Regions from separate parts of the Homo sapiens genome. Here all the other regions are linked to region 3. A link is a contact called in ENCODE Hi-C or POLR2A ChIA-PET data. All regions are on one chromosome and are shown on one strand. Each heading gives the region's core, a stretch centred on a gene start or an enhancer-like site at or near the end of the contact. The rest is flanking DNA. Distances are from core to core; before and after follow the strand shown. Region 1 has its middle 10 kb from the start of PLA2G1B. Region 2 holds the start of UBC (ubiquitin C). Region 3 holds the start of VPS37B (VPS37B subunit of ESCRT-I).

What was found. A loop is a pair of places that touch in the nucleus more often than their neighbours do. ChIA-PET counts read pairs that join two places held with the same protein, here RNA polymerase II (POLR2A). Pooled maps may share reads with other maps.
Region 1: a loop to region 3 is called in a map of naive thymus-derived CD4-positive, alpha-beta T cell, with 15 times the contacts of the local background. The contact joins the enhancer-like site here to the promoter of VPS37B in region 3. A Hi-C loop is called at or near these places in 1 of 168 maps with a recorded cell type or tissue (naive thymus-derived CD4-positive, alpha-beta T cell) and 5 of 50 pooled maps. POLR2A ChIA-PET finds 5 or more read pairs at or near these places in 2 of 52 experiments (activated CD4-positive, alpha-beta T cell and activated T-cell).
Region 2: a loop to region 3 is called in a map of CD8-positive, alpha-beta T cell, with 8 times the contacts of the local background. The contact joins the promoter of UBC here to the promoter of VPS37B in region 3. A Hi-C loop is called at or near these places in 1 of 168 maps with a recorded cell type or tissue (CD8-positive, alpha-beta T cell), 2 of 37 single-sample maps with no recorded cell type and 8 of 50 pooled maps.

What each region holds. Positions count from the first base shown.
Region 1 is chr12:120,315,627-120,319,180 of GRCh38, forward strand. No RefSeq gene overlaps it. Among named protein-coding and RNA genes, the nearest start is that of PLA2G1B, 10 kb to the right of the region's middle. RefSeq lists enhancers at 1-709, 1,551-1,600, 1,641-1,990. Within about 2 kb of position 1,990, at least 25 of the 41 ENCODE cell types and tissues checked have a DNase peak (open chromatin) inside an H3K27ac peak, as active enhancers do.
Region 2 is chr12:124,913,400-124,917,000 of GRCh38, forward strand. UBC (ubiquitin C) reads right to left here and starts at 1,251. Exons shown (of 2, transcript NM_021009.7): 1 at 1,188-1,251; 2 at 1-375. The coding sequence starts at 372. MIR5188 (microRNA 5188) reads left to right here and starts at 2,148; the gene lies at 2,148-2,260. RefSeq lists enhancers at 548-1,505, 830-1,279, 2,604-3,601, 2,903-3,582, 2,944-3,238 and silencers at 1,490-1,829, 3,188-3,247.
Region 3 is chr12:122,894,691-122,898,354 of GRCh38, forward strand. VPS37B (VPS37B subunit of ESCRT-I) reads right to left here and starts at 1,434. Exons shown (of 4, transcript NM_024667.3): 1 at 1,262-1,434. The coding sequence starts at 1,372. RefSeq lists an enhancer at 1,098-1,247 and a silencer at 1,428-1,577.

The DNA of each region.
Region 1 (3,554 bases), core at 740-3,239, 2.6 Mb before region 3:
AATCGCTTGAACCAGGGAGGCGGAGGTTGCAGTGAGCCGAGATTGTGCCACTGAACGGCCTGGGTGAAAGAGAAAGACTCTGTCTCAAAAACAAAACAAAACAAAACAAAAAAACCACACTAGGTATGTGGATTGTATGTTTATATATTTAATTATATATATATATATTTTTGAGACGGAGTCTCGCTCTTTCTCTTTTGCCCAGGCTGGAGTGCAGTGGCGCAATCTTGGCTCACTGCAAGCTCTGCCTCCTGGGTTCATGGGACTACGGGCGCCAGCCACCACGCCCAGCTAACTTTTTTGTATTTTTAATAGAGACGGGGTTTCGCTGTGTTAGCCAGGATGGTCTTGATCTCCTGACCTCGTGATCCACCCGCCTCAGCCTCCCAAAGTGTACCTGTTTGTCTTTTTTAAAAAAGATTGCAAATGAGGCTCGGTGGGAGGCCGAGGTGGGCAGATCACCTGAGGTCAGGAGTTCCAGACTAGCCTGGCCAACATGGTGAAAACTGTCTCTACTGAAAATACAAAAATTAGCCGGGCGTAGTGGCCAGTGCCTGTAACCCCAGCTACTCGGGAGGCTGAGGCTGAAGAATCGCTTGAGCAGAGGAGGCAGAGGCTGCAGTGAGCCAAGGTCATGCCACTGCACTCTGGCCCGGGCGATAGAGCAAGACTCCGTCTCAAAAAAAAAATTATATAGACACATATATATACATAAAATAATAATAATAGGCCCGGCACGGTGGCTTATGTGAGTCTGTAATCCCAGCACTTTGGAGGGCTGAGGCGGGTGGATCACCCGAAGTCAGGAGTTCGAAACCAGCCAGCCTGACCAACATGGTGAAACCCTGCCTCTACTAAAAATACAGAATTAGCTGGGCATGGTAGCCGGCGCCTGTAATCCCAGCTACTTGGGAGGCCGAGGCAGGAGAATCGCTTGAACCTGGGAGGCGGAGGTTGCAGTGAGCTGAGATAGCATCATTGCACTCCAGCCTGGGCAACAAGAGCAAAACTCCGTCTCAAAAAATAAAATAAAATAAAAATAATAGTAATAAAAAGTAAAAAAATAGAAAAAGATTACAAATCAAGGCTTGCTTAATGTAATAAAGACTTTCTCAAGAAAAATTAAAGTGCATTATCCTTTCCTCTCCTTCCCCTTAGGAAAACAGTATTTATCGAACATTTACTATACAACAAGCACTTAGGAAGCATTTACACAACATATTTGGACACTTAATTCCCACAACCCTATGATAAGAGCACTATTATTTCGGGTAACCTGCCCAAGGTCACCAAGAGGGTGACTAGGCCAGGAATGAAGGCCAGTCTGTCCAGTTCTGAGTTCGCTCTCGGACTTTCTGCTGTAGAAACCCGGTGGGGTAACAGCAGCTGTACCTGCGGAAGAAGGACAAAGCTCAAGAAACTTCCAGAAGTGACCCAGGCTGGGTTCTGAAAGATGAACATGCCTTCACGAGGTAGGAAAAGGGAGGAAACCACTCATGCAAAAAGCATGGCTGTTACACCACCAAATCTCTTCGGTTTTTTTTTTCCCTTCAATGTGGGGGTGGAAATTTAAGTGTAGATTTGGGGCGCCTCAGAGGCCTGTGGCTCGCCCAACATCCCCTTGCCTCTCTGCTTGGCCACCTCTCCTCTCAGCTCCCCTTTGTTCCCTGCACCCCACTTTCCCTACCCCCTAATCCGTCCCCGGGATAAAAGCAATGCAGGCGATGCCCACAGGAAACCGGCAGGAGGAGCTGGGTGACAGGGAAGAGCGACCCGGAGAGTCACATCCACGTGAGTTCGCCCTCTTTTCACACTCTAGCGCCCATTCTGTCCTTCCTGCTGGATTCTGGCTCAGGAGAAGAGCGCCGCCAGGACCCCAGGAAGCTGCAGACAGGAGCCGCTGACACCTCCACCTCACGCGGACGCCACCTAGTGTGACCATTACCAGCCACTGCGCCTGCGCAGACTCGGGTTTTCTGTGCGCGCCAGAGGGGCGGGGCCTGGGCCGGGAAGGGGCAGAAGTAGACCGACGGCTGGGCCGCCATTCACCAATAGAAAAGAGAGATCGAGAGCCACGTGCTCATAAGATATCCAATCACAATCACATCCTGTGGCGGCGGATTGGGGGGCGTGGACTAGAGGTTGATCGGGTTGGGCACACAGCATCACGTGACACGAAAAGGTAAATAAGGCCACGTGGCTTTTTCTCCTTGGCTTCGGCGAAACATTACGTCACACTACCGTCTCTGAACAATTATTTAATGAACTTATGTGATGCGCTAGACAATGTGAAGACAATGCGGTTGCTAGAAATTGTAATCTCTCCATCAAATTACTCTGTCCAGCTTATTTCCTTGTTTCTTCATTCAAATCATCCTAGACATTCAACTAGTTTTCCGTATCCTACTTTCATACAAATGCTCATTTAAAGATAATTAAGGGAATTTATTCTCTCTTTCCCAAGCCTTGATAATGAAAAAGAGGTAGGTTATTTTGTTGTTGGTTTTTTGTTTTCTTTTTTCTTTTTTTTTTTTTTTTGAGACAGGGTCTCATTCTATCACCCAGGCCAGAGTGCAGTCTCACTGCAGCCTCAACCTTCTGGGCTCAGGTGATACTCCCATCTCAGCCTCCCGAGTAGCTGGGACTACAGCCATGCAACACCTTGCTGATTTTTTGTAGAGACGGGATTTCACCGTGTTGTCCAGGCTGGACTCAAGCAAGCCTCAGCTTCTCAAAGTGCTGGGATTTACAGGCCTGAGCTACCACGCCCGGCCCAAGAGAGATTTTTACATCAGAGGATATCTTTAGAGCCTTTAGTAGCCCTGTGACTGCTCTCTCTCTCTCGTTTGTTCTGTCATCTAAATAAATAAATAAATAAATAAGAAGAAGTAAGCACCATTTTCCTAAAAGCCCACTTTTCTTCCATCCAACAGGGACTTGCAATTTCTTTCCACTGAAGAAATATTTTTTATGGCCTTCACAGTTCGTTGAAGATTAAGGCCAGGTCTAACTTGATTTTGCATCCCTTGAAATTCTTCATAGCACAATATGCAAAGAAGGGTTCTTCGGTTTATGCTTGTTGAATTTGAATTTGAGAATAGTCCCATTCTTGCCTGCCAAAGAATTAAAAAGACTTAAAAAGAATTAATTTTAATTAAAAAGAATTAAAAAGATAGCACTTCTCTGAATTATCTGGATTTGGGTTCCAAGGTCAGCTATGCCACCCAGGAATTAGTGACTTTTGGCAATCCATTGCATCTTTAAGCCAGTTTCCTCATCCATCAGATGTGGATATAACAGTACCTACAACTATAGAACTTCAAGGATGACAAGATAATTGTGCAAAAGACATGACACCGTCTGGAGCATACAGCATAATATATACAAGGATGCCAGTTTGAAGAGTAGGGAAGAAAGTCTCAGAGCAGACTGAATTGTAGACAGATACTAACACTAAATCATTGTCTTGTGGCCAGCCCCGAATACATTGTATCCTCAGCATTTTGTGTGGTGCCTGGCCCAGAGTAAGTGTTCAATAAATAATCATTGAATGG
Region 2 (3,601 bases), core at 1-2,500, 2.0 Mb after region 3:
CTTTCCGGCAAAGATCAACCTCTGCTGGTCAGGAGGAATGCCTTCCTTGTCCTGGATCTTTGCTTTGACGTTCTCGATGGTGTCACTGGGCTCGACCTCAAGGGTGATGGTCTTGCCAGTGAGTGTCTTCACGAAGATTTGCATCCCACCTCTGAGACGGAGCACCAGGTGCAGGGTGGACTCTTTCTGGATGTTGTAGTCAGACAGGGTGCGCCCATCTTCCAGCTGTTTTCCAGCAAAGATCAGCCTCTGCTGGTCAGGAGGGATGCCTTCCTTATCTTGGATCTTTGCCTTGACATTCTCGATGGTGTCACTGGGCTCAACCTCGAGGGTGATGGTCTTACCAGTCAGAGTCTTCACGAAGATCTGCATTGTCTAACAAAAAAGCCAAAAACGGCCAGAATTTAGCGGACAATTTACTAGTCTAACACTGAAAATTACATATTGACCCAAATGATTACATTTCAAAAGGTGCCTAAAAAACTTCACAAAACACACTCGCCAACCCCGAGCGCATAGTTCAAAACCGGAGCTTCAGCTACTTAAGAAGATAGGTACATAAAACCGACCAGAGAAACTGACGCCTCACTTATCCCTCCCCTCACCAGAGGTCCGGCGCCTGTCGATTCAGGAGAGCCTACCCTAGGCCCGAACCCTGCGTCCTGCGACGGAGAAAAGCCTACCGCACACCTACCGGCAGGTGGCCCCACCCTGCATTATAAGCCAACAGAACGGGTGACGTCACGACACGACGAGGGCGCGCGCTCCCAAAGGTACGGGTGCACTGCCCAACGGCACCGCCATAACTGCCGCCCCCGCAACAGACGACAAACCGAGTTCTCCAGTCAGTGACAAACTTCACGTCAGGGTCCCCAGATGGTGCCCCAGCCCATCTCACCCGAATAAGAGCTTTCCCGCATTAGCGAAGGCCTCAAGACCTTGGGTTCTTGCCGCCCACCATGCCCCCCACCTTGTTTCAACGACCTCACAGCCCGCCTCACAAGCGTCTTCCATTCAAGACTCGGGAACAGCCGCCATTTTGCTGCGCTCCCCCCAACCCCCAGTTCAGGGCAACCTTGCTCGCGGACCCAGACTACAGCCCTTGGCGGTCTCTCCACACGCCTCCGTCCCACCGAGCGGCCCGGCGGCCACGAAAGCCCCGGCCAGCCCAGCAGCCCGCTACTCACCAAGTGACGATCACAGCGATCCACAAACAAGAACTGCGACCCAAATCCCGGCTGCGACGGAACTAGCTGTGCCACACCCGGCGCGTCCTTATATAATCATCGGCGTTCACCGCCCCACGGAGATCCCTCCGCAGAATCGCCGAGAAGGGACTACTTTTCCTCGCCTGTTCCGCTCTCTGGAAAGAAAACCAGTGCCCTAGAGTCACCCAAGTCCCGTCCTAAAATGTCCTTCTGCTGATACTGGGGTTCTAAGGCCGAGTCTTATGAGCAGCGGGCCGCTGTCCTGAGCGTCCGGGCGGAAGGATCAGGACGCTCGCTGCGCCCTTCGTCTGACGTGGCAGCGCTCGCCGTGAGGAGGGGGGCGCCCGCGGGAGGCGCCAAAACCCGGCGCGGAGGCCGCTGCACCGGGAGCGGGTGGGCGGCCCGCGTTCCTTAGCCGCGGCTCCGCGGCCCCTCCCCTCAGCCCCCGCGGTCCCCTCGGGTCGCGAACCCCGCGTTCGGCGGACGTGGGGCACGCAGCGAGCGCCTTCTGCAGAGTCGGGGTCTCCCTCCCCTCCCTCCTGACCCGCCCTGGCCCACCCTGCGAGATGGACGGGTCTTTATTTTTGGGTCACATTTGAGGTAATGACGGGGCTTCCTTTGCTCAGCCCCCTTCAACCTCCCTGAGCCTCCCAGGCCGGTCGCGGGGGGCTCCCGGGGCCGCGGGACAAGGACAATGACTCGGCAGATCTCAGGGCGGGCGTGGCCCTAAAGCTGGGGAACGCTCGAGAACTTTCCAGGGGAGACACTGCAGAGGAGCTGGGTGTCCAGGTTAAATTTGGAAAAAAGAGGCGGAAACCCCACACAGTTTTATTTTAGCTGGAACGCAAGGCTGAGCGAACGACATCCTTCTAGACTGTTCTTCCACCTTCCTGTACATTCTGAGGGCCAGGTATGGAAAGGTCCTACTTGATGCCAACAGGGAGGCATGGAAATTTCTCTGGTTTCAATGGGTACGATTATTGTAAGCAGGATCCATTCAATAATCGGACCCATTTAAACCGGAGATTTTAAAAGACAGGAATAGAATCCCAACCTTATTTCAGTGCAGGGTAGGGTGTCAAATATGAAATGTAATTCTACAGGGCAATTCTATTTTGGTAAAAGAAGTGGGGAGAAAAGCATCACCAGCCAGCTTTTTAAATTTTTACCACAACCTATTTTGTGATCCCTACGTGTCATTTCTTCAGTATATTTTTTAAATGTTTTAAAATATACGAACATGGTGAGATTTTTTAAATGTGTCTTTTTAAAGTGTACAGTGAAAAGTCTCCCTCATGCCCTCAATTTCCCAGCCACTGTTCCTTCTGGACTCTTCTACAAATAGTCCCTGTTTCTACAAATGTATTGGAGGTAGGGAGGCTATTTTGATTTCTACCCTTAAAAGCTTCAAAAAAAAGAGAAAAAGAGGCTACCAACTGAAAAATATTTTGCCATTAGGAAAAGGCTGCATTCTTGTTTTAAGTTATGAACATTACATTATTTAAACGGCAGACTTAAAATATGCATCAAAGCAAAATGAACCTGCTATATATTTTCTATGGTAACCCATGTTTCTGTGTATTTATGAAAATCCAAGATCTGTGCATTGTTCAAAACAGACTTTGACATCTCCAATTTTTAACATTTTAAAGAGAATGAATTCATGTGTTACTGGGAAATTAAAACGAATAATAAAAGTGTCATTTTCCAGGATTGGCAGGATACCCCAGTGATTTCCAATACACATTTCTGCAAAGTTTTTGTTTTTTGTTTTTCCCCTACATTTCGGGAAGGAGTTTTGAAGGGATTAAAAAGCTGAGATTCTTTCTGAGGTGACCAGGCCTGGCTTTCAACCACGCCCTGGTTGCTTTTGGCTGTTACTCTGCTGCAAGCCTTGTGATTCATGTTGTTTAAAGGCTGAGTCACCAGCTTTGTGACATAGCTTTTTTCAGAGTCCAAAAGGTACAGAGAAAAAACAGCCCTAACTGCAGAGGCAGGGGCGGGAGAGGAGGACAGGAGGAGGAAAAAGGAAGAAGAGGGGATGAGGGTAGGGTGGGTAATGGGCCAAAGGTTAGCTGCAAAGAGAAACCAATGTTGTCTCTAGCAGAAAAAAATTATTGAAAACATCCCAGCATTCCCTGACTTAAATGGTTATTGAAGCAAACAGAAATAAACCTTTCTCCAAAGTCACTGAGGTGACAGGGAAGAAAATGGCCTCCCAAAACGCAGGTGTCTGATGTTTCTCTACAACAATGGTTCTCAACAAGGAGTGATTTGCTCTTTCAGGGGACATTTGGCAATATCTGGAGATATTCTTGGTTGTCACAACTCAGGGGAGGTTAGGGGATGCTACTACTAATACTAGCACTGTTGGTAGACACCAGGGATGCCAC
Region 3 (3,664 bases), core at 184-2,683:
AGAATGAGTCCAAATGGGTTGAGAGAAAGGGAGCACACACTGCAAATCTGCAAGGATGAAGTCAGTTACCCGAGAGCAAACCACACCTCAAGGTGTGAAGGAAGATAACCAGAAACAGGAGCTGGCACATGCCTTCCAGGGGCTGGGCAAGGCTTGACTCTCAGAGGTGAGGGTTGGCAGCCAGCCCCAAACCCCCATTTTAACTTCTTCCTGAAACTGCTCCAGGAACCTTCCTTAGTCCCAGACACGTGGGACGCAGTGGTACAAAGCCAGCCACACTAAATTTCCCACCTTCCCTTCCTCGGTGGAGGGGGCAACCCTTACAGAAAAACGTATCCTGTCGCCACCCTTAGGCCCATCCACGAACTCCCGTAACTCTGCTGGGGCCACTTCAAAAGAAGTCAGACTCCAGGGGCATTATTGGGACCCCTTAGATACATGGAACCTTCAAACCTTACCCTGGCTATGGTATGACCATGGACTCCTGCCTCCAAACCCTGGGCTGGGGACCCTCGCCCAACCCTTAAAGAGCCTCAGAACCACCTCATAGACTCAGCTACAGACCCTCAGCCTCCCGAACCCATCTTGGAACCCTCAATCCTCTCCTAAGAGTCCTATTTGGATAGTCCACTCAGTCCCCCAAAACCTACTCTGATCCCCTATAGCTGCCTCAGTCCCCCTGGTTGTCCCCAACCTTTCCTCTCAAAGGAAACCCCCCAACCTCTACCAGATCTAGCTCTTGGTCCCCCTCAGTCACCCCTAATCCTCGCCTCCGACTCAGCCCTTATTACTCTCCCCGCTCCTCCGACCAAACCAATCTCAGATCCCCCCAGTTCCGTCCTCTTCCGCCTAGACCCAACGATAGCACTCTAATCCCCAAATTCCCATTCCAGGCTCCCTAATCTCCACTTCAGACCCAGCCTTAAGTCTTCAGACCCAGCCTTAAGTCCTCAGCCCCACAAAACCTTGTCTCAGGACCCCCAATCGGCTCCCCAAGCCCCGTCTCAGGACCCTTTTTCCCGCCTCCGCCCTAGTCTCGGTCCCCTCAGTGCCTCAAACCCCCTCTCAGGCCCCCTATTCCTGCCTAAGCACCAGTCGCGGTTCCCTGGCTCCCGCACCCCGCCCCAAGCGCCCCCATTTCTAGCCCAGTCCCCTCAACACGACCGGAGGCGCCGCGGTCGCCTCCGCCTCCGGCCACCGTTCGAGGAGCGAACCCCGCTCGAGGCCTCACAGCCGCCGCCTTAAGCCCAGCTCGGCTCACCTCCTCCATCTTCTGCACCATCTCCGTCAGCTGGCCCTCGTCCTCCAGCAGCTCGTTGAGCTGCACCAGCGACAGCCCGGCGAACCGGGCTTCGCTCCCGGCGCCCGCCATCCCCACGTCTCGGCCGTCGTCGCCACCGCCGCTGCGGCCACCAGGCTCCGCCGACCGGAAGCGCCGCCCTCAAGGGCCGCCCCCCGCGGGGGGGACACGTGACGCCAGCCCTGGGTCGTGACGTCATCACCGCGCGGGCGGGCGGACGTGACGTAAGTGTCGCGGCTCGCTTGGAGTGGAATGTGTCAGGGACAGTCGGGACTTCTAAAGGGAGGGGAAGGGCCCTATGATTGGGCTGTGACGCGTGAGCGCATTAATGACGTCACTGCGGCTCGGGAGAGCGCGCCATGAGGTCATAAGAGCCTTTTTCCTCCAGGAAGAGAGATACCGCGATCCAAGGAAAACAGGCAGTGGGAAGGAAGTTCCCGCAGCCTGTGAGCCCAGCCCGATGCACGGAACCCAAAAGACAGAGACTTCATGGGGAAACAACTTTAGGTGTCATTGGTTACTTGGAATTGTGGAGCTGCCACGTCATTCATTTAACAAATATGTTTTGAGACCTACTCTGTACTGGGCATTGAGTATACAGTTCTGAATAAAGCAAAACGGACCCCTGCTTACATGGAGCTAACAGAATGAAAGAGGACGCAAACAAAACAAGAAATAAGTAAAATAATTAGGCGATCACAAATAAGGGAATGGACACTGAAATAAGAAAATAAAAAGACCTTTAGGGTAGTAAGAGATGGCACTTTCGGAGAAGGTGGCGTCTAAGGAAATGTGAAGGATGAGAAGGGAGGAACCAGCCACCATTCCTGTAGGAAGCTCAAGGCAGCAAAACCAGCACGTGCAAAGGCCCTGGGACAGGACTAACTTGGTGCATTCAGGAATGGGAAGAAGGCCAGTAAGGCTGGAGCATTTTGAGCAAGGACCCATTGAGTGGCCCCTTTGCATCACCTCAGAGGAAGGTGCCCAGACATCCAGGTGGGCCAACCTGTGCTCTTTCAGAAACAACACGATTTAGGGTGCAGTCGCTCTCAGTCTCTCAGCTACCGGGAAGCCTCTTAAGATCCAGGAGCCTGGGAACTCATTATCCTACTTTGGAATCTGTCACAGTTCTAGTTAGAAGAAACCTAAGGCTGAGGTTAACCATGACAGCCCCCTAATTTTACACATAAGGGAACTGAAGCCCTGAGAAGGGGAAATTTTTTGGGCTTTTGCTTTGTTTCTGAAAATCAAGTAATTGGCAGGTCTCCTGGCTCCCAGTCTGGCGTCCACCACGCTGGCATCATAACACACTGACCTCGTCTCATAACTCAGCTCTGAACACAGTCGAGGCATTCAGCAAATGCTTATCGGCAGACTTAGGGGCTTTGTGTATAAAGCTGATTCTTCTGCAACTCCATGGGTAAAACATAAGGTCTGTGTTCTCCATCCATACGTTAGGCTGGGCTCTGCCAACCTCTTCTCTCCTTCCAGCCCGTTGTACTAAGGGCTCGTGTTTGCAGAAAAATGATGAAAGTTAGAGGAACTATTGCTTTTTTTATTTTTTGAGACAGAGTCTTGCTCTGTCGTCCAGGCTGGAGTGCAGTGGTGCGATCTCAGCTCACCTCAATCTCCGCCTCCTGGGTTCAAGCGATTCTCCTGCCTCAGCCTTCCAAGTAGCTGGGACTACAGGCATGCGCCATCACGCCAAGCTAATTTTTGTGTTTTTAGTCGAAATGGGGTTTCACCATGTTGGCCAGGTTGGTCTCGAACTCCTGACCTCAAGTGATCCGCCCACCTCAGCCTCCCAAAGTGCTGGGATTGCAGACCTGAGCCACCCCGCCCGGCCAAAAGAAATGTTTCATATAATCCGTAAGCTAAAGGTTTTTTTTTGTTTGTTTTGTTTTGTTTTTTTTTTTTTTTGAGACGGAACCTTGCTCTGTCGCCCAGGCTGGAGTGCAGTGGTGTAATCTCAGCTCACTGCAAGCTCTGCCTCCCAGGTTCACGCTATTCTCCTGCCTCAGCCTCCCGAGTAGCTGGGACTACAGGCACTCGCCACCCCACCCAGCTAATTTTTTGTATTTTTAGTAGTGACGGGGTTTCACCGTGTTAGCCAGGATGGTCTTGATCTTCTGACCTCGTGATCCGCCCACCTTGGCCTCCCAAAGTGCTGGGATTACAGGCATGAGCCACCGTACCCGGCCAAGCTAAAGGTTTTATTGAGCTCAAAAGGACACTCGGTAATTTTCTTCCTTCTAACTTGTTATACTTGGTGAAGAAAGATGGCTCTAAGGAGGAAAGGACACAAGTGGGAAGGAGATGTAGGAAGCTGGCGTTTCTTTTTTCCTTCTCCCTCCAGGAGAAGAA